Linked DNA regions of Mus musculus: regions 1 and 3 are each linked to region 2. Evidence: chromatin loops called from intact Hi-C (ENCODE). Cell type or tissue: left cerebral cortex. All regions are shown on one strand. Links, peaks and the distances in the headings refer to the core of each region. The heading gives the core; the rest is flanking DNA.

Region 1 (5,000 bases), core at 1-5,000, 330 kb before region 2:
ATTATGACACAGTTTAAGAGCACAGCCTGGTATGGTGGGGAAGGCATGTTGGCAGAGCTCTGAGGTCAGTCACACTGTGCCCATATTCAGAGAGGAGAGAGCATTGTACACTGCTGTTCAGGTAGAAGTCTTTTGAGCAGTCCAGATTCCCAGCCCAGGGAATGCTAACATGCACTATTAGTGTGACTCCTCCTACCTCAAAAGTCTAGTCAAGACAACCCCTCACAGGCATGCACAGAAGCTAACCTAGTCTAGATCATCCAATATGGAGCCCAGAAGTCAGTCTCCTGGGTGACTCTAGATGTTGCCAAGTTGCTAACCAATGTTAACTGTCATTAGCCCTTCGTCAGAGGTTGTGGAGTGTGAATCATGGCTGAGTTGTCTTGATGATGGGTTTTTGGTCACCTGGTGACTGTTGAGGCTGGGGTGCCTGGGAGAGATTCTGTGTTGTATATTTTCCAGTAAAGGGACAGCCTGGCCATGGTGGCATAGAGCCTAGGGGATAGATGCATCCACTGTACAAGGGGATCAGGCTGGGATACTCATAGATCTGACCCTGATCTGACACTTTGTGTGTCTGCAGACTTCGCATCTGGCTTAGAATTGCTTAAATCACCTTCATCTCTTGCAGGTAGAAAACCGCTTAGTTGTATGCAATTTAAAGTGCACCATCTTGCCAACTTTGTCCTGGAGGCCAGGTCCACCTGCATTCACGTGGATGGAATGAAGCAGTAGATGATTTGTTCAGTTGTACAACCCGACGAGGTACTATCCAAGTGGCAATCTGCAGGCTGTGCCCCAGAGACCCTGTTTGTACGAGGGCTGAATGCAAGGTTTCTTTGCAGTGTGTACCACAGGGATAAGTAGAGGGTAAAGTATTGTGAGATGAAAACCAAGTGACTGTGAACCCCCAGTGAGACACTGTCCTAGGTATGAGGTAGGCAGGTGTGCACTCCCAGTGTGGCTGGGTGTGAGGTGAGCAGGTGTGAACACCAGTGTGGCACACAGTCCTAGGTGTGAGGTAAGCAGGTGTGAACCCCCAGTGTGGCACTGTCCTAGGTGTGAGGTAGGCAGGTGTGTACCCACAGTGTGGCTGGGTGTGAGGTAAGCAGGTGTGAACACCAGTGTGGCACACAGTCCTAGGTGTGAGGTAAGCAGGTGTGAACCCCCAGTGTGGCACTGTCCTAGGTGTGAGGTGAGGAAGTGTGAACACCCAGTGTGGCACTGTGTTAGGTGTGAGGTGTGCAGGTATGTACCCCCAGTGTGGCTGGGTATGAGGTGAGCAGGTGTGAACCCCGAGTGTGGCACTGTTCTAGGTGTGAGGTAGGCAGGTGTGCACCCCCAGTGTGTCTGGGTGTGAGGTGAGCAGGTGTGCACACCCAGTGTGTCTGGGTGTGAGGTGAGCAGGTGCATACCCCCAGTGTGGCACAGTCCTAGGTGTGAGTGGGCAGGTGTGTACCCCCAGTTTGGCTGGGTGAGAGGTGGACAGATGTGAACTCCCAGTGTGGCACAGTCCTAGGTGTGAGTGGGCAGGTGTGTACCCCCAGTTTGGCTGGGTGTGAGGTGGGCAGGTGTGAACTCCCAGTGTGGCACAGTCCTAGGTGTGAGCTGGGCAGGTGTGAACCCCCAGTGTGGCTGGGTGTGAGGTAAGCAGGTGTATACCCTTAATGTGGCACTGTTCTAGGTGTGAGCCGGGCAGGGGAGATATGAGTCTAAGCATATCGGCAGGACCTAGAGGGTCATGGTCCTCCTTAGAGTCTCTCTTCCATATTATCCCAAGTTGGAGAGTTGATGTAGAAGAGCCAGAGGTGACAACATAAGAGAGGGGCTGTCAGTCACTTCAGTGCCCTGAGCTAGTTTCTCCTCATTATCTGATGGACTAGGTTTGGAATCACCTAGGAGATATGCCTGATGAGGCTGCTTAGCTGAGGAAGATCCACCCTGTATGTGGGTGGCACCTCCCATGGGCCAGGGCATGGATAAAAAGCAGGAGCTGGTGGGATGCCAACATCCATCTCTCTGCTTCCTGACTATGGAAACAGTCTGACTCTGTACCTCACAGCCCCGCCTCCATGCCTCCCTCTTCCATGGTAGACTAAGCTCAAACCATGAGCCCAAACACACCCTCTTTGTAAGCTTTTGCCAGGCGTTTGTCACGGCGGTGAGGAGAGTAATTAGTACAGGCTCTATATTTCAAGTTCCTCTATTCCATCCTCCTCAACATGCGCCTATCCCGTGCCTCATCTCCGTGTCCTGCACCAGAGCTGATGGGTCTGGTGAACAGCTACACGCAGACGTACTAGTGACGTGTACAACTCTTTGCAAACCCTGACCTCAGGTTTCTTCTCTTTGAAGAGGACGCCCTCACTTTAGAATCATGAGCTCTCTGGGACCAGGTTTCCAGGGAATATTCTATGAGTGTGTCTGTCCTATGGTGGTCCTGGGTTCTCTGGACATCATTGTGTGGTTGACCCCAGAGGAAGCCCTGGGCTGTGTGGCAGAGTCCCCACTAGATGGCAGTGTCATCTTGCTCATAATTCCCTCATCAAGTTCGCCTGAACACAGAAAAGCCAGGCTCTGCAGCCACCACCAGGAAGTGTCAATCACTGCTTTGTCCCTTAGTGGCTCTGGGCCTGGGGCAAGACATTGGGATTGTGGATTTCCTCTTGTGTAATGTAGTGGTGTCTCTGTGGGTCTCCAGATGCAAAACCAGTTGAGTTACCACTACAGCAGGCAAGCTGTCTGGCACTCTTGGGGTCATATTGTATTTTTCTTTGCATTTCTTTAAAGCTAAGATTTGTTAAGAAATGATAAATAGAAGACGTCACACAGCAAGGTTAGCCAGGTCCACATCTCAGTGACGTTCTCTAAAACTAGAGTGGCCATGCTAGAGGTATAGAATGCCACATTCCATATGTCTAGTATCCATTCTACTTTTATGTACTTATCCACCACCAGAAAACAAAGACTCCATTACAGAGCTAAAACTAGAAAAGCATTAGCTCACTATTGTCTTTCATGACCCAATTATCCATTAGCTGCAGTCAGCCCTTCATCTCCTAGTGTTCATCCTGTTTCTCCTTTCTACATGCTATGCTGTACATGTACATTTGTTTATATATGTACTGTCAGAGACCATCCCGTGAGAAAGTGAGCCCTTCACAATCTCCCTAACAGGCCAAATGGCATTGTACTAAGAGCTGGTTATCACCCCCCTTCCTCCCTATTCCTTTCTTGGCACCTGAGGCTGTAAAGCTGAATTATAGTCCCCTCTTCCCTATCTCTTCCTGAGTTCCCATGCCATCCAAGGACACGAGTTACGCCTGAGCCCAGCCTGACCCCCAAGGCTGTCAAGGAGGATCTATGTTCCAGAGATAAGATCCAGAGTGCCCGCTGCCTGGCGCCTGATTTCGGCCCCCATGTCAGCAGATGCCCACTTCTTTGTTCTTTGTATAATTCTCCCTCGACCCCTCCCATATTCCCCGCGATGTATGCTTTAAAAAGAAGGCACCTCAGCCTAATAAACGAGACCTTGATAGGTTGACATATCTACTTGGTCCTCCGACTTTCTTTCTTTTATTCCCATTTCCTTCCAGGTTCTCGGTCCCCCTCGCACCCACGAATAACTGAATCCCGCGGGACGGGATAATGTACACATAGTATTGCCCATATACTTACATGCATATATTTTATTCATAGATATATGTGTATATTATGTTTATGTATGTACATGTATCAATTTCACATCATATTATACTTACATGCGTATATTATTGTATTCACAGATATATGTATATATTATTTATGTACATACATGTATAAATTACATATTCAGGCTCATACTTTATTGAGGGCTTGTTATGGTTTAGATACATTCTAAAGGCTTCTAAAATAGTGCATATATGTGTGTGGGTTTGTGCATATGGATACAGTACCTGAATTTAAAAAAAACTGGGGTTACAGGTGGTTGTAAGACACCCAATGTGAATACTGGGAACTGAACTTGGGTCCTCCACAAGGGCAGTGTACATTGTTAACCAATTGAGGCACCTCTCCAGTCTGTCTAGATTTATCCTAAGGACTTGGAAGGCATCCTAGTAGGTAAAGTACTTGATACAAGGGCATAGTTGCCTGAAATGAGGACATAACTCTCCAAGGTATGGTTAAGGGGGAGGTTTTATTGTAGATGTCAGGGAAAGCACAGCCAGAGGCACTGGGAAGAGTCTAGAACAGGGAGAGAGAGAGTAGTGGATTAGCATGACCAGTAGACTGAACTGGGCCATGGGGGTGGTGGTGGCAGAGAGTAAATGTGGAGGACCAAGGGGGTGCAAGTGGATGAAGAGAGAGGGGCCCAAGAACAGAGGACCATGAGAGCAAAGCCAAGAGAACTAAAAGAGAAAGTATGTCTGAGGTGGTAGGGTTATATAGAAATGAGAAGCTGGAGAAAGCAAAGCCCATGGGCAGGAAAAGAGGTTTGGGACATGGTGAGAAGAGCTGAGGAGCCACAGGTACTCAGTGAGCCTGGAGGCCTGCAAGAGAGTCCAGCGCTGCAAGAGAGTCCAGCGCTGAGCCTGCCCTCTCCAGAGATGAATGTTCCCAGCATGCTCTGCACTGCTCTGCTGCTCTGTGGGCTCTGAGGCTCTACCTGCTGATCTTGCCAAGGCTTGGCATTCAAGGTCCAGGGAGGGCATCCTAGTTTGCTTTTTGTTTCCGTGATAAACTCCATGACCCAAAGCAACTTGGGGAGGAGAGGGTTTATTTTTGTAGGATAACTAAGCTAAGATGGACAGGTTTACAGTCCATCACTGAGTGAAAACAAGGTAGACACTCAAGGCAGGAGCTTGAAGCAGGAACCACAGAGGAATGCTTACTGGATTCCCCTACCCCTGGGCTCCTGCTCAGATAGCTTTCTTATATAGCCTAGGGATGGCACTGCCCACAAAGGTCAGGACCCTCCCACACCAGTCATTAATCAAGAAGATGCCCCACAGACAATCTAG
Region 2 (7,796 bases), core at 1,709-6,708:
AGGTCAAAATATTTAAGTATACTTAATAAATAATATAAATATTAAAAATATAAGCCTACAGGACTTACTAGTAAAGCATTAAATATAAAAATAATAATTTGAGCCGGGCGGTGGTGGCGCACGCCTTTAATCCCAGCACTTGGGAGGCAGAGGCAGGCGGATTTCTGAGTTCGAGGCCAGCCTGGTCTACAAAGTGAGTTCCAGGGCAGCCAGGACTATACATAGAAACCCTGTCTCGAAAACAAAACAAAGCAAAAAAAAAAAAAAAACCAAAAAAACAAAAAACAAAACAAAAAAAATTTTGAGGGGGGAGGGTATGGGGGACTTTTGGCATAGCATTTGAAATGTAAACGAAGAAAATACCTAATTAAAAAACAAACAAACAAAAAAACCCCAAAAACTGATTTGGCACGTTGAAATTTGACATGTTACTTCATACCTATATTATTAAATAAATAGATAAATAAATCAAAATAGCATGTGAAAAAAGGAAAAAAATAATAATTTGAAAGTATATTGCTTTTTAAAAATTTGGAAAAGTCTAGGAGATGTGGATGGAAAAAGAAGATAGTTCTGATTGTCTGGGGAAATACATGTTTTTAGCTGTTGGGAGTGTACAAGAAGTAATGTATTCTTGTTGCAACTAAACATACTTCAAAACACAACTGAAGGGAGAAAGGACCCATCTGGGCTCATGGTTTCAAGGTGCTGTCCACTGTGAGGGACATGGGAGAAGCTGCTCATGGCCAAGGAGGCAATGGTGGCAGGTTAGGAAGCAGATATGGGACAAGAAGTAAGGTCAGACTATAGGCCTCAAGGGCCATTCCACGTTGTTCAGCTTCCTCCAAGCTGGTGCCACTTCTCACAAGTTCTACAAGCTCCAAAAACAACGGTACTTCTGATGGCTACATGAGCCTGTGGGACACTTGACATCCAAACCATTAGAAAAAGCTAAAATAGATAGCTGCAAGAGATCCCATCAATAAAGCAGGACAAAGTCAGAGCAGACCCAGCAATGTGACAAGGCCAATCCTGCTCCCAGGGTTACAGAAAACAGAAGTCTAAACAGTATATTAGAAGACTCCTGAGGCTTGAGAGATGTTCGGAGGCTAAGAGAGCTTGTTGCTCTTCTAGAGGACTCCTTCCCAGAGCCACACCTGGCAGCTCATAATTGCCTGTAACTCCAGCTACAATGGATCTGAGGTCCTCTTCTGGCCTCCATAGGCACTGCACTCACATGTGGTATACACACACACACACACACACACACACACACACACATGAAAAGAAAGCGGCCTCAGTGTGCCTCATGTGTCTTCCCTCAGCACATGTTTCCCTTTCCCTTTTGTAGTAAAATGAAGAGACTCAGGAATCACCAATGTCTTGCAGAGATATTTGTCCTCACTGTCTCCTGGGCTGGACCTCTAGCAATGCAGGTGTGCCTCTGACCCGACAGTCTTCCTTCCCCGGCTCTGCCACACTGTGCCCTCTGACTGTCCGTCCCAGCCCAGCTGATAGGAGGCTATCCAGGCTAATTAGAGTTGATTCAGACCAAGGATGGTGACGGGATGCTAGCCAAGGTAGCCAGATGGAAAGATGTGGTGTTGATCTCTCTCTCATCTGTGGCAGCTCCACTCAGATGCCCATCCAGAGGGAATAAAATCATAAAAACGTTTAAGACAAACACCTGTGAAATGCCAGACTGAAGCCATGCTTTCCCAGATCACTTAAACACTGATAATAGAGCTGGAGAGTTGGTTCGGCAGTTGAGAGCACTCGCTGCTCCTGCAGAGGACCCGTGCTCCACTCCCAGCCTTCACACAGCAGCTCACAGCTGCTGTAGCTCAGCTTCAGGGGGTCCAGTTCCCTTTTCTGTCCTCTCTGGATACCAGGCACTTAAAAAATGGTGAAACCATGATGTAAAACCAACGAAGAGAGATACAGAGTATGCAGAATTTAGGAGTGAAGTCAAGATATCTGAACAACCGGTCTTGATCAGCAAGCAAAACCTATAGTCATATGCACCAGGGGCCATTCCTGTCACAGCAATGGACAGGCTCTAAACACCTTAAAACGAGAGGACTCTGAGACAGTCCTGAGAATGCGGATTTGTGGCAAGCAGGAGGCTAGTCACCCTCCTTTTCATAGCAGTCAGGATTCTGTGGGCCCTTGGGTAAATCAGATAGAAACTCTTTTAGTGCAAGAAAACTCCAAGAAGTTTCACGAGATAAGTGGGTTAGGGTTCAATTCACAGAAAATACTTTTCCATGGAATTCTTTTTCTTCATTACTCCCTAACACCTGCCCAGCTCTTCCTGTGGTAAGGAGACAATCCTAGCATGGTCTGTCTAGGGAATGTGACTCATCCTTTGGTGTCCTGAGATTAACATCATCGCATTCAGCATTTTATGGGATTGCAGTCATGTAGACCAAACCTATGGCCTAATGTATGCTAGATAAACACCCTACTTCTGAGTTATATCCCTAGATATTTGATAGTTTAAAAAATATATTTTGACAGATCTCAAATATGTATGTATATATGTATGTATGTATGTATGTATGCATGTATGTATCTCAAGACTCCTACTGTGTCACACTCAATTCCGTATCACCAGCTTCAAATGTCCATTGGATGCAGTCTTCTATCTCAACAGTTCCCTCCCCGACCCTGTGCAGCAATGCTCCAGCACATACTAACTGCAGACACCAGTTTCATTCGTGGCATTTCAGTGTCTCTAGACCGTAGTAAGTCCTTTAAGGCCATGCTGTCATCACAGACCCAGGTTGAGAAGAGTCACCATGAGCTGGTAAGTGGTCACACATAATTTCCTTCTTTGCTTGTTGAGTTCATAATCTCTTTTTCAAGGCTACATGGTCAGTTTGCATTTTGCTAAAGATATGTCACCTTTATCAGATTTTCTCATTATTATTTTTTTTTTGGAAAGTGACATTTAGCAGGAAAAAAACACCCAGTAGAGCAGATTATCAGGGCTCAGAGGCTCGGAACATAATCCCAGCCCCCTGGATTGCAAGACAGAGGAGCAGAAACTGATTCGCCTGTGGGAACTAAAGGCTTTCTCTCCTCAGACTTACTTCATGCTGTCTGAGGTATTAATAACTCTCTTCAAAAAGCCTATCTCTGTAGATAATTAAAAAAAAAGAGAGAGAGACAAGGTCTTATATTGCTTAGGCGGGATCTAACTTAGGGGCTCAATCAATACTTGTCTCCTAGCTCCCCCAAATATAAGGGTATCATTGAAGATAATTTTTCTTCCTTTTTTATTATAAATATTTAAAACTAAAATTATGAACTTTCTCCTATAAGTACAAAAATAGCCCAAGGGAGAAAGAGTGATAACATGGAAATAGACTTTAATGCATATATTAAAATTTAGAGCTGTAATGAGGGAGAGAGGTAGAATCTTACTGCTAGTATAATTGCCTAATTATTCTTAGAAGTAATAAAGTTACATTCTAACTCCCTGTGTTTGCCAAACTAAATCCTAGGTGGATTAAGTAATTCAATATAGGAAGGAAACAATAATAAGTAGAAAGATACAAATCTACTATGTAAGAAGATACCCATAAGCTTGAAAAGAATTTAAAAAATAAGGTATGTTCGTTTTTATTACCACTGTGACAGATACATGAGAGAAATAATTTTTTTTTGTTTTTTTTGTTTTGTTTTGTTTTGTTTTTTGGTTTTTCAAGACAGGGTTTCTCTTTAGAGCTCTGGCTGTCCTGGAACTCTCTTTGTAGACCAGGCTGGCCTCGAACTCAGAAATCCGCCTGCCTCTGCCTCCCGAGTGCTGGAATTAAAGGCGTGCGCCACCACGCCCGACGAGAGAAATAATTTAAAGGGAGAAATTCAGGGATGGAGAGATGGCTCAGCAGTTGAGAGCACTGGCTGGTTTTCCATAGGTCCTGAGTTCAATTCTCAGCAATCACAACCATCTATAAAAGGATGTGATGCCCTCTTCTGGCATGCAGGTGTACATGCAGGCAGAACACTCATACACAAAATCAATCGAGAGAGAGAGAGAGAGAGAGAGAGAGAGAGAGAGAGAGAGAGAGAGAGAGAGAGAGACTGATTGATCATGATGCACAGTTTCAGTCTGTGGACCCACTGTTTCTGGCTCCCAGCCAGGTGGATCGGTAGAACGTGGCAGGAGGGTCTGGTGGGACAGGGCTGTTCATTTCACGGGAGCCAGAAAGCTGAGAAAGTACACAAGACAAGATACCTCACAGGCCTGCCTCCAAAGACCCACTTACCTCAGCCAGTCCCCACTTTCATAACTACTTCTCAAAGCTAGAACAACTGTCCTGGTACACGTGGTTAAATCGAGGAGGATCACCAGCTGCAGAGAAAGCCTTCACCATGAGTCTATGGGGACACTTTTTATCCTACTCTGTAACACAGAAATGAGGTAAAATGTCGATGTCACCTACCATGAAGGAATTTATCCTCAGACACAAAAACAGAAACAGAGATGCTTGCCAAGTCTGATGTGCAATATAGTGTTCCTTAGATTAGGTGGCTCAGCTGGTAAGGTGCTCACCACAGGGGCTTGAGGACCTGAGTTCAAGCCCTAGCAACCACCTAAAACCTAAGTGTGATGGTGCATGCTCATTACTCTAGGGCTGGGATGGTGGGGACCAGTGGATCCCTGGGACTTGGAGGTCAGTCAGCCTGCCTTAACCAGCCATTCCCAGGTGCCAGTGAGAGACCTTGTGTCAAAAATAAAACCAAGGAACAGCTCTAGAGGACAACACCCAAGGCTCACATCTGGCATTTACTCACATGCTCTCACAAACACAACGGCCTTCTAAGTCAGACAAATGCCATCTCCAACTGCTGAGTTGCAGGCCAAGGATCGTCACAGCAGGTCCAGTTGACTATTGGCATTCCGTCCTAGGAGAGGACAGGAGGGTCTTTGGATCTTTACTTGGGTTTCCGACCGCTCCTCCCAGCCATTTATATTTTCTCCTAATTACTTGTGGAGCAGGGAGTATTGGAGAGGTCCTAGATAGTCAGGCTGAAGAAGCGAGGGTGGGAGGGGAGGGCCACCCCTGTGGCTATGGGGAAGCCATCTTCCACACTGGGTGAAGACTTTTCCAGTGCTTTGGGTTTGCAGTGCTTCTGTCTGTAAGCCCTCATCCGGGCTCTGTATGTAAGCCTAACAAATTCATTGGTTCCCTCGCATGAGCTGTGGTGGAATTATACCTTGGTTTATCCTTAGAAACTTGGGGTCCGCCGGGCAGTGGTGGCGCACGCCTTTAATCCCAGCACTTGGGAGGCAGAGGCAGGCGGATTTCTGAGTTCGAGGCCAGGCTGGTCTACAAAGTGAGTTCCAGGACAGCCATGGCTACACAGAGAAACGCTGTCTCGAAAAAACAAAACAAAACAAGAAACGTAGGGTCCTATCTCCCCACCGCCACACCCCACCTAGAAAAGGAACTTTAGCCCCATCTCTAGCCCGATTCTGGTCAACTGAGTTGGGCTTTCTTCCTTCCATAGATACTGTCAGCCTGCTCTCACATCAGAATGGAAGTTGGAGGACTCCAGTTGGAGGCCAACCTGGGCTACAGCGTGAAACCCTGTTTAAGAAGGAAACACAGCAAAACAGCTAAAGCTGTGACGCTCTGGGACCAGGCAGACGTGAAAGACTTTAAGTCCCACCCACCAAGATGTGCGGCGCAGGCAGCTTGAAGGCTGGGACCACGCGATTATGCTGCCTTCCCGGTGGGATCTGATCACCACTGCACGCTCTGACTAGAGAGGCCGATCCGTCCTAACCTCGGTCCGCTGAGCCTGCAGTGACCAACGGGCTCCAGACCGAGAAGTTTCCTGAGGAGGCTCAGAGGCATCGGCGCGCAGATGGGGAGGGGACTGGCTCTAGCCACGCCAATCTCCGGCCACTTCCGGTCCATGCCTCCTAATCTCAGCCAATCAGCGCCCTGCATCGCCGGCGTCCTATTGCTGTCATGGAGACGAGGGGGCGTGTAAACGCCAAGCAGGGCCTGCAGTGGGGCTGTGTGAGTCTCGCCATCTCTCCCACCTCTTTCTAGAAAGGATGCACTGGCTTTAGAGTGCCCAAGGCCACTTAGGTGTACTCAAAGATTCTCATTTCCGGCCCCAGCCCACAGCGCCGGAAGCGCTCAACCAGGCAGCATCCGGGTCTTTTCCGGCCGTCCTTGTGTTGCCATGGAGATGGGATGGCGGCTTTCAAATACCGAGGGATGCTCGCCGGGCAAACCTGAGAACTGCCCACGATTCCGGTCTCTTTCCAGTTTCCAGTGTCCCCTTAGGCCAGCGAGATCATGTTCGAAGTGGCGTGGGGTCCTTAGTGTCGCTGGATGGGCGCGCAAACTCGCTCACTTCCGGGTTCTTCTGGGTAGCGATCAGCCAATCAAAGTCCCGCTCTTTTTCCCCCCCGCGTCTCGCAGGTTGTCATGGTGACGCAGAGGGCTCACCCACGCGTCCAGGGGAGTTGGCCAGGTCTTCGGGTGCCTCGGTTTCCTCTGTCCAAGCTGTGGCCTCGCCGTGGCAAGGCAGAGCGCGTGCAACTCGGGTCCCCCACCATCGTGCAGGTGGGTGGGCAGCTGCGGCTCCATTCCTGGTTACATCTCTGACCCGCTTCATCCTCCTCAGAGGCGCGACCACTTCCCCCAGGACAGCAACTTATCTAAAGTCTTATTTAAAAAAAAAAAAAAAAAAGTTTATTTACGTGCGTGTGCACATGTTGAGTGTTTGCGGAAGCCAGAAGATGGTGTTGGATTTCCTCGAGCTGGAGTTACAGGTAGTTGTGAGCCACCCGGAGTGGGTGCTGGGAACAGAACTCAGATCCTCTGCAAGAGCAGTATGTATTCTTAATGGCTGAGCCATCTCTCTGTCCACTGATAGTTTTGACAAGGTTTCTTGCACATGTGAGAGAGTGTGCGCGCATGCATGTGAGTGTACTGGTGGATGCTCCTGTGTGTGCAGGCAGAGAAGGGTGTTGAGTGTCTTCCTCTGGCCTGTCTGCCTTTTGCCTAGAGACAAGGTCTTTTTCCCCTGCCCGAGGCTGGTTGTTGAGACTAGACTAGCCTGCCAGTGAGCTCCTGGGGTTCTCCCGTGTAGGCCCTTCAAAGCTGGGATTACTGGGTTTCTATGTGTGTGTTGAGTATTTGAACTCAAGTCCTCAGGCTTGCAGAGTAAACACTTAACCAGGTGAACCGTCTTCTCAGCCCCATGTTCTTTTGTAACAATGACATCTTAAGCTATCATACAGTTTCAGGGCTTCACTACGACATTTTCCTATATGTCTGTCTTTGTGTTTTCCTTATGTCTGCCCCTCACTATCTTCCTCTGCTCTTCTTACCCCCTCCTGCTTGTCCTCTTTCTCATCCTCTCATAGTTGTCTTGTGGCTTCACAGGACCTACTTTTATGTCTTGATTTTGCATGAGAGGAAACATGGTGTTGTGTCGTTACTGCCTCCCGTGACCCTTTGTTCCTGCCTCTCCTCCCTTTAGGCTCATTTTTCTTCCCTGTAGTCCTCTGTTTACTCCCGTTCCTCATATATGATATATGTTTAAATCTAGGTTATATACTATTTTGTATATTCCCACTCAATTTTGCCAGAGAGAGATAATGTAGTGTTTGTCTGCCTGGCTCTGGCTTACCTCATAGCATCACCGCAATGACTTTGACTCAATTCATCTTCCTGAAAATGATGTAATTCCACTCTTCCTGACAGCTGAGTGGCGCTCTGAGAGATGCCAAGTATCCCTGTGTATGCTGCCTGAGCTGCCTT
Region 3 (5,000 bases), core at 1-5,000, 160 kb before region 2:
CACTGATTGCTCTTCTAGAGGGTCCAGGTTCTGGTCCCGGCACCCCCACGGCAGCTCATGACCTTCTGTAATTTCCCAGAGGATTTGATGCCCTCTTCTGGTCTCTGTGGGCACCGGGCACACGGTGCACAGATGTGCACACGGGCAAAACCTTCATACACATAAAAATAAGCCTTTTTAAAAATTAGAGAAAAATCAAAACTGCTCCTCACAGACAGGCTGGGTTATCTGTAATTTTCTAACTCGGATTATTTGTAACTTTCTACTTTGGATTATTTGTAACTTTCTAACTCCGGGTTTTGAGACCAGCACACACCAGTCACCGAGGAGAGAGGGGCTTAGTGCCACCTGCTTGTCGGTGACTTCTGATGTACGCCTAAGTACACTTCACACACCATTAAAATCCACTCCTGACACTGTTTTAGGTGAAAAATGACAGCTCAAAAATGAAAATATCACAATGCCTCCCACAAAGCACGGGCGTTATTCTGTGCTCAGGCTTTGGCTGTGTGTCTACAGAAGTGAGCCATAGACACCCACTACATAGTCGGACCTTACATGCTTTCCCACCATCCCTTATCACACAAAAGCTCAGCACGCATGGAAAGGGAGCTTCACGTAGCCACGGGATACGCTGGCAGCCACGGGACACACTGGCAGTCCCAGCAATCAGAGATGTTCAACCCTGACTTTATCCTCAAGGGCCATGGGGAGACACCTGTGGCCCTTTGTCATCCTCAGACTCTGGCCGTGTCTCACTTGAGGGGAGGGACAGGAAGAATGGTGTGGCAAGGCTGCCTGGGATGTGAGTACCCAGAGGCAAACTCAAGATTAGCATTAAGTCAAAATGGTTCCAGTCCTCTCACCTGTGGCTAAAAATGCTCTAGCAGCAATGTTCACTTCTCTGCAGAAGCCTGGCCTCCCTCAGCCTCCCTCAGCCTCCCTCGGCCTCCCTCAGGCCTGTTAAATCCCCTGCCAGGACAAGCACCCAGTCAGGCGGGGTGCTCGGCAGAAGCTTAACATTCTCTGCTCACTTCCTGACCACGTTCCTTGATGGTTTCACCCCATCAAAGGTGCTAATTTCCAACAAGCACAGATGTGAGTTCTCAATGCAAGGAGCACCTCGGGCACTGAGGCAAGGAGCACTACAGAGCAAGGAGCACTACAAGGCCAGGAGCACCAGGAGCACTACAGTCAGTGAGGCAAAGAGCACCTCAGACAGTAAGGCAAGGAGCACCTCAGGCACTGAGGCCAGGAGCACTATAAGGCAAGGAGCACTACAAGGCAGGGAGCACTACCAGGTAAAAAGCACTACAGTCAGTGAGGCAAAGAGCACCTCAGGCAGTGCTGCAAGGAACACCATAGTCAGAGAGGCAAGGAGCACTACAGCCAGTGAGGCAAGGTGCACTACAAAGCAAGCTGCAGCTGGAGGACATGAAGGGCAAGGCTTCCCAAGGGGCAGGGAGGGCTGGCACCTCAGAGGGACAAGGACAGAGAACAGAACAGGAACAAACACACAAGGTCAGAAAGCCCTTTGCCCCTGACCACACCTCACAGCTACAGGGCCTCTGGCCTCTTGCTCTCTGCCCACCCAGCTGGGAGCAGCTATCACAAGCCTACGCTGGAAATCTAATCTTTATAGTAATTACCCAGGGCATGTCTGCAGGATGAAAAGCAGGAAGGGATGAAAAACTGCTTATGAGAAACAGGAAAACCCGAATCCTGTACTGCCTCCAGTCTATCTTGTCTAGCTTGTTTCTGGCTTTTGGGTGTCTGATAGTGTTGTCTGAGAGAGGGTCTAGGAGTTCAGCCAAGGCTCAGCTTGAATCCTTGGTCCTCCTGCCTTAGTCCCTGTACTGCCACACCTGGCTCTGTCCAGGTTTATCAAGGCAACAAGATTCTTAGTTTCTTTTGAGAATCACAGATATAGGGCAAGATGTATGTGTGGGTGTGCCTACGTGTCTCTCTCTGTGTCTGTCTGTATGCCTGCATGTATGAGTATGTGTGTCTATATGTTGCCTGCATGTTTGAGTGTGTCTGCATGTATGTGTGTACATGCCTGCACACATGTGTGCATGTGTGAGTGTATATATGTGCACATGTCTGCCATGTGTGAGTGTGTATCTGTCTCTGTGTGTGAGTGGGGGGACGGGGGACGGGGAGGAGTCACCTCCCATTTCTTGTTGCCAGTCAACATAAATTGAACATTTAGTTCTAAAATCAAGAAAACAGTCAGGAAATTAGTTTGGCTTTAACCTTATTGGTCACCACAGACTATAAATAACTAACTCAGGCCCTGGAACAAGCCAGTCAAAACCATTTCTTTACTCTCTGAGAAATGAATCAAGGTGGCTTGAAAGCCTACAACCTGATGTTGGCCCTTGTCACCAACACACACTGGGCTGGCTGGCACTCTCCGTGGAGATGCTTAGCCTACACCCACGCTCAGCAGTGACTCATCCCATTCACCAATTTTAGGATAAAAAGTGTAACTATGGGCCAGCAGAAGGCATGCTCTAACTGGGGCAGAAGCAGTGAACTCTTAGGTACATTTCAATACAGTCAAGGCAGGCAAGCCTAAAGATCACACACACACACACACACACACACACACACACACACACACACACGGCTTGCAGCTGTGCTTGAGTGACCTGAGAAAATCCTGCAGCACACAGTATGCAGTTGGTATGTACACCAGCATTCCTGAACAGAGGCACAGAACCCAAGCAAGAATGGTGTAAGGTGGCTGTAGCAGTCAGACTATGAGCTATCCAGTTCCAGAGAAAGGCAGGGACTTCCCTGTGATATCTTATCAGGATCAAGGACAAAGGGGACAGCAGCTATTTATAAAACAGGGAGGTGCAGGCATGATTGCCTATCAAAAATAAAACAAGAAAGCAGTAACTAAGAAGGGGGAAGGGGAGAAACTGCTCTAAGGAGATGTGATTTTCCTTTTTAAAGCTAGGATTTCATATGGCCATGTTTAGTCAGAAAATTAACCAAGGAAAAGAGAATTCTTTAAAACAAAAATTTTGAGACAAATCTCATGAAGTTCAAGCAACCCTCAAACTCCCTAGCTAGCTGGGGATGACCTTCAACTCTTTGCCCTCCTCCTTTGTCCTTCCAGGGGCTGAGACTGCAGGCAAGCACTACCAGCCTGGCCAAAGCGGGGAGTTCTTCATACAGGGACTCTGTATAAAGGGATGGAGACCTTGGGAGGGGTCTGGAAGGGACTTTGGATGTTAAAGCAGAGAGCAAGGTGGTAGGTACCCCATGGAATAACACCCACAATGAGGCCTCATCTATCACAGCCAAGGACTACAGGCTGTGGATGCCCAGAGCCACAAGGGCACAGGGCCTGTAAGTGATTGTCTTGACAACCAAGAAGCCATATTGCCAGAGACTCAAGTGTTGTCAAATGCAATGGGCAAAGCTCTGAGTCCCATCAGGGAGTGGTTACGAGGCAGAGCCAAAGTCACTGGGATCCTGGTGTCTGTCCTTCAGACTTAGGTCCCTCCACGGTGACAATATCTACCATCAGGAGCAGCTGTAGAATTAATGTAAGACAGATGGACAACTGTTGAGGTTTGGTCTGTTGCTATGAATTGTAATGCCAAATCCTGCATCCTAAGGTCGAGTTGCCTTAAGACAGAGTGAATGCTCACATATGCCAGCTTTGGTTGTGCAAGCCCTGCTCCTTAATTTAAAACTATTCGTTGAATAGAGATGCCTCCAGCCTGTAGCTGTGCAGAAGACAGGTAAATAGGCTTCGGCTCTGAGGCAAAGACCACAGAGAGAGGACGGAGTCAGAAGTAGAAGTCACCACGGGGTGGGTGGATTGTGCACACATGGCCACAAGGGTCAGCCTGTTGGAGTAAGAGCAGCTTAGGCGAAACACAGCACGTGATAGCTTGGGATTATTGACAAGAAAGCAGGCAAAATAGCACAGAGGGCTGATATCTGCCCAGCTCTAGTGTTGAAGGCTTATAATAAATATAAAGGTTTTGTGTCCTTTATTTGGGAACTAAATGATCTAGGGTGGAGCAGAAACCCCCAATTAATATCTACAGCAGTTAGCTGCTTGCCAGATTTCACCCCTACAAGTGCAACTAGAGACAGATATCCCACAGAAGGGACGGAATCTCACGGCAGGAGTTCAGACACAAGACTGACCAACACAAAGGCTCCCGTGCTACCGTGGCCAGGTTCCAGAGCAGCCTCACAGGCCCTTACAGCATGAGAGTGAGGCAGGTCAGTGCAGACTGACGGACTTGACCTGTGGGCCGCTCTGGATGCAGGCCAGGAAGTGGGTAAGGCAACCATGGAGAGTGTGGGATGAGAGCAGAGGCCAAGGACTTAGAGCAGGGAGAGGGTGACGCTCAACACCGAGGCTCAGGAGTCCAGAATCCCCCACAAAGGCCTAGAGAAATGGTCCTAAGAAAAGGGCCCTCAAACGGGGGAGAAATCCCACACAGGGAAAGGTCAGCAGGTCCAATTCCAAACCCAATATGCAGCCAAGAGAGCCTGAAGCTGGGCCCACACCAGCCTCAAGATGGTGACAACCTAGTGTCACCAGAAGGCAGGAGGACCACCACAGAGTCCCAAATCCTGGTATCACCTACGTGGAGCTGAGGGGTTCTCGTCTCCTCCTTCAGAATAGAACAGATGTGTGCCAGGGTGAGTGGAAATGTCACATACACCGAAGGACGAAACAATGCAAGGGAGAGGAAGACGTGAGGGGCAGAGGGTTGGGGGCTGCAGGAACCACAATCCCACCACACTGTCGGGACCTGCCCGTACTGCAGTCTCACCCACCGCTGCCTGCAACAGTCACTGTGCCTTCAGTGTCTCCCCCAAGATTCCCACCCTCTTCCTGGGGAGCTGCTAATGGAAAGTGACTGGACACAGAGTCATCCTAGATTCTAGAATCAAGGCCCAGAGCTGCCTGTGCACTGAAGGCCAGGTTTGTGGTGGGGCCATTGCTGAAGGGCGGGCAC

Evidence for each region. Peaks named below come from ENCODE experiments on the same cell type or tissue, not always from the same donor. Only the 100,000 strongest peaks of a DNase experiment are listed, where the experiment ranks them.
Region 1: it touches region 2 in a loop (2.8-fold over the local background); 4 of 42 quality-filtered maps call a loop at or near these places.
Region 3: a loop joins it to region 2, with 2.3 times the contacts of the local background. A loop is called at or near these places in 2 of 42 quality-filtered maps.

What each region holds. Positions count from the first base shown.
Region 1 is chr9:121,603,141-121,608,140 of GRCm38, reverse strand. The region is part of intron 3 of Lyzl4os (lysozyme-like 4, opposite strand); the gene reads right to left. It also overlaps a transcript of Lyzl4 not described here. Among named protein-coding and RNA genes, the nearest start is that of Lyzl4os, 19 kb to the right of the region's middle. In left cerebral cortex, for the core only: a CTCF peak has its summit at 2,510 (motif pointing right); DNase peaks (open chromatin) are centred at 2,035 and 2,516.
Region 2 is chr9:121,275,857-121,283,652 of GRCm38, reverse strand. It overlaps Ulk4 (unc-51-like kinase 4), which reads left to right and starts at 6,481. Exons shown (of 37, transcript NM_177589.3): 1 at 6,481-6,593. Gm34655 (a long non-coding RNA gene) reads right to left here and starts at 5,906. Exons shown (of 2, transcript XR_003948091.1): 1 at 5,687-5,906; 2 at 2,932-4,914. In left cerebral cortex, for the core only: a CTCF peak has its summit at 3,976 (motif pointing left); DNase peaks (open chromatin) are centred at 5,989, 6,136 and 6,395; H3K4me3 peaks cover 1,380 bases; H3K27ac peaks cover 1,330 bases.
Region 3 is chr9:121,433,209-121,438,208 of GRCm38, reverse strand. All of the region lies in intron 3 of Trak1 (trafficking protein, kinesin binding 1), which reads right to left. Among named protein-coding and RNA genes, the nearest start is that of Gm51661, 19 kb to the left of the region's middle. In left cerebral cortex, for the core only: no CTCF peak of the experiment used is centred there; a DNase peak (open chromatin) is centred at 2,444.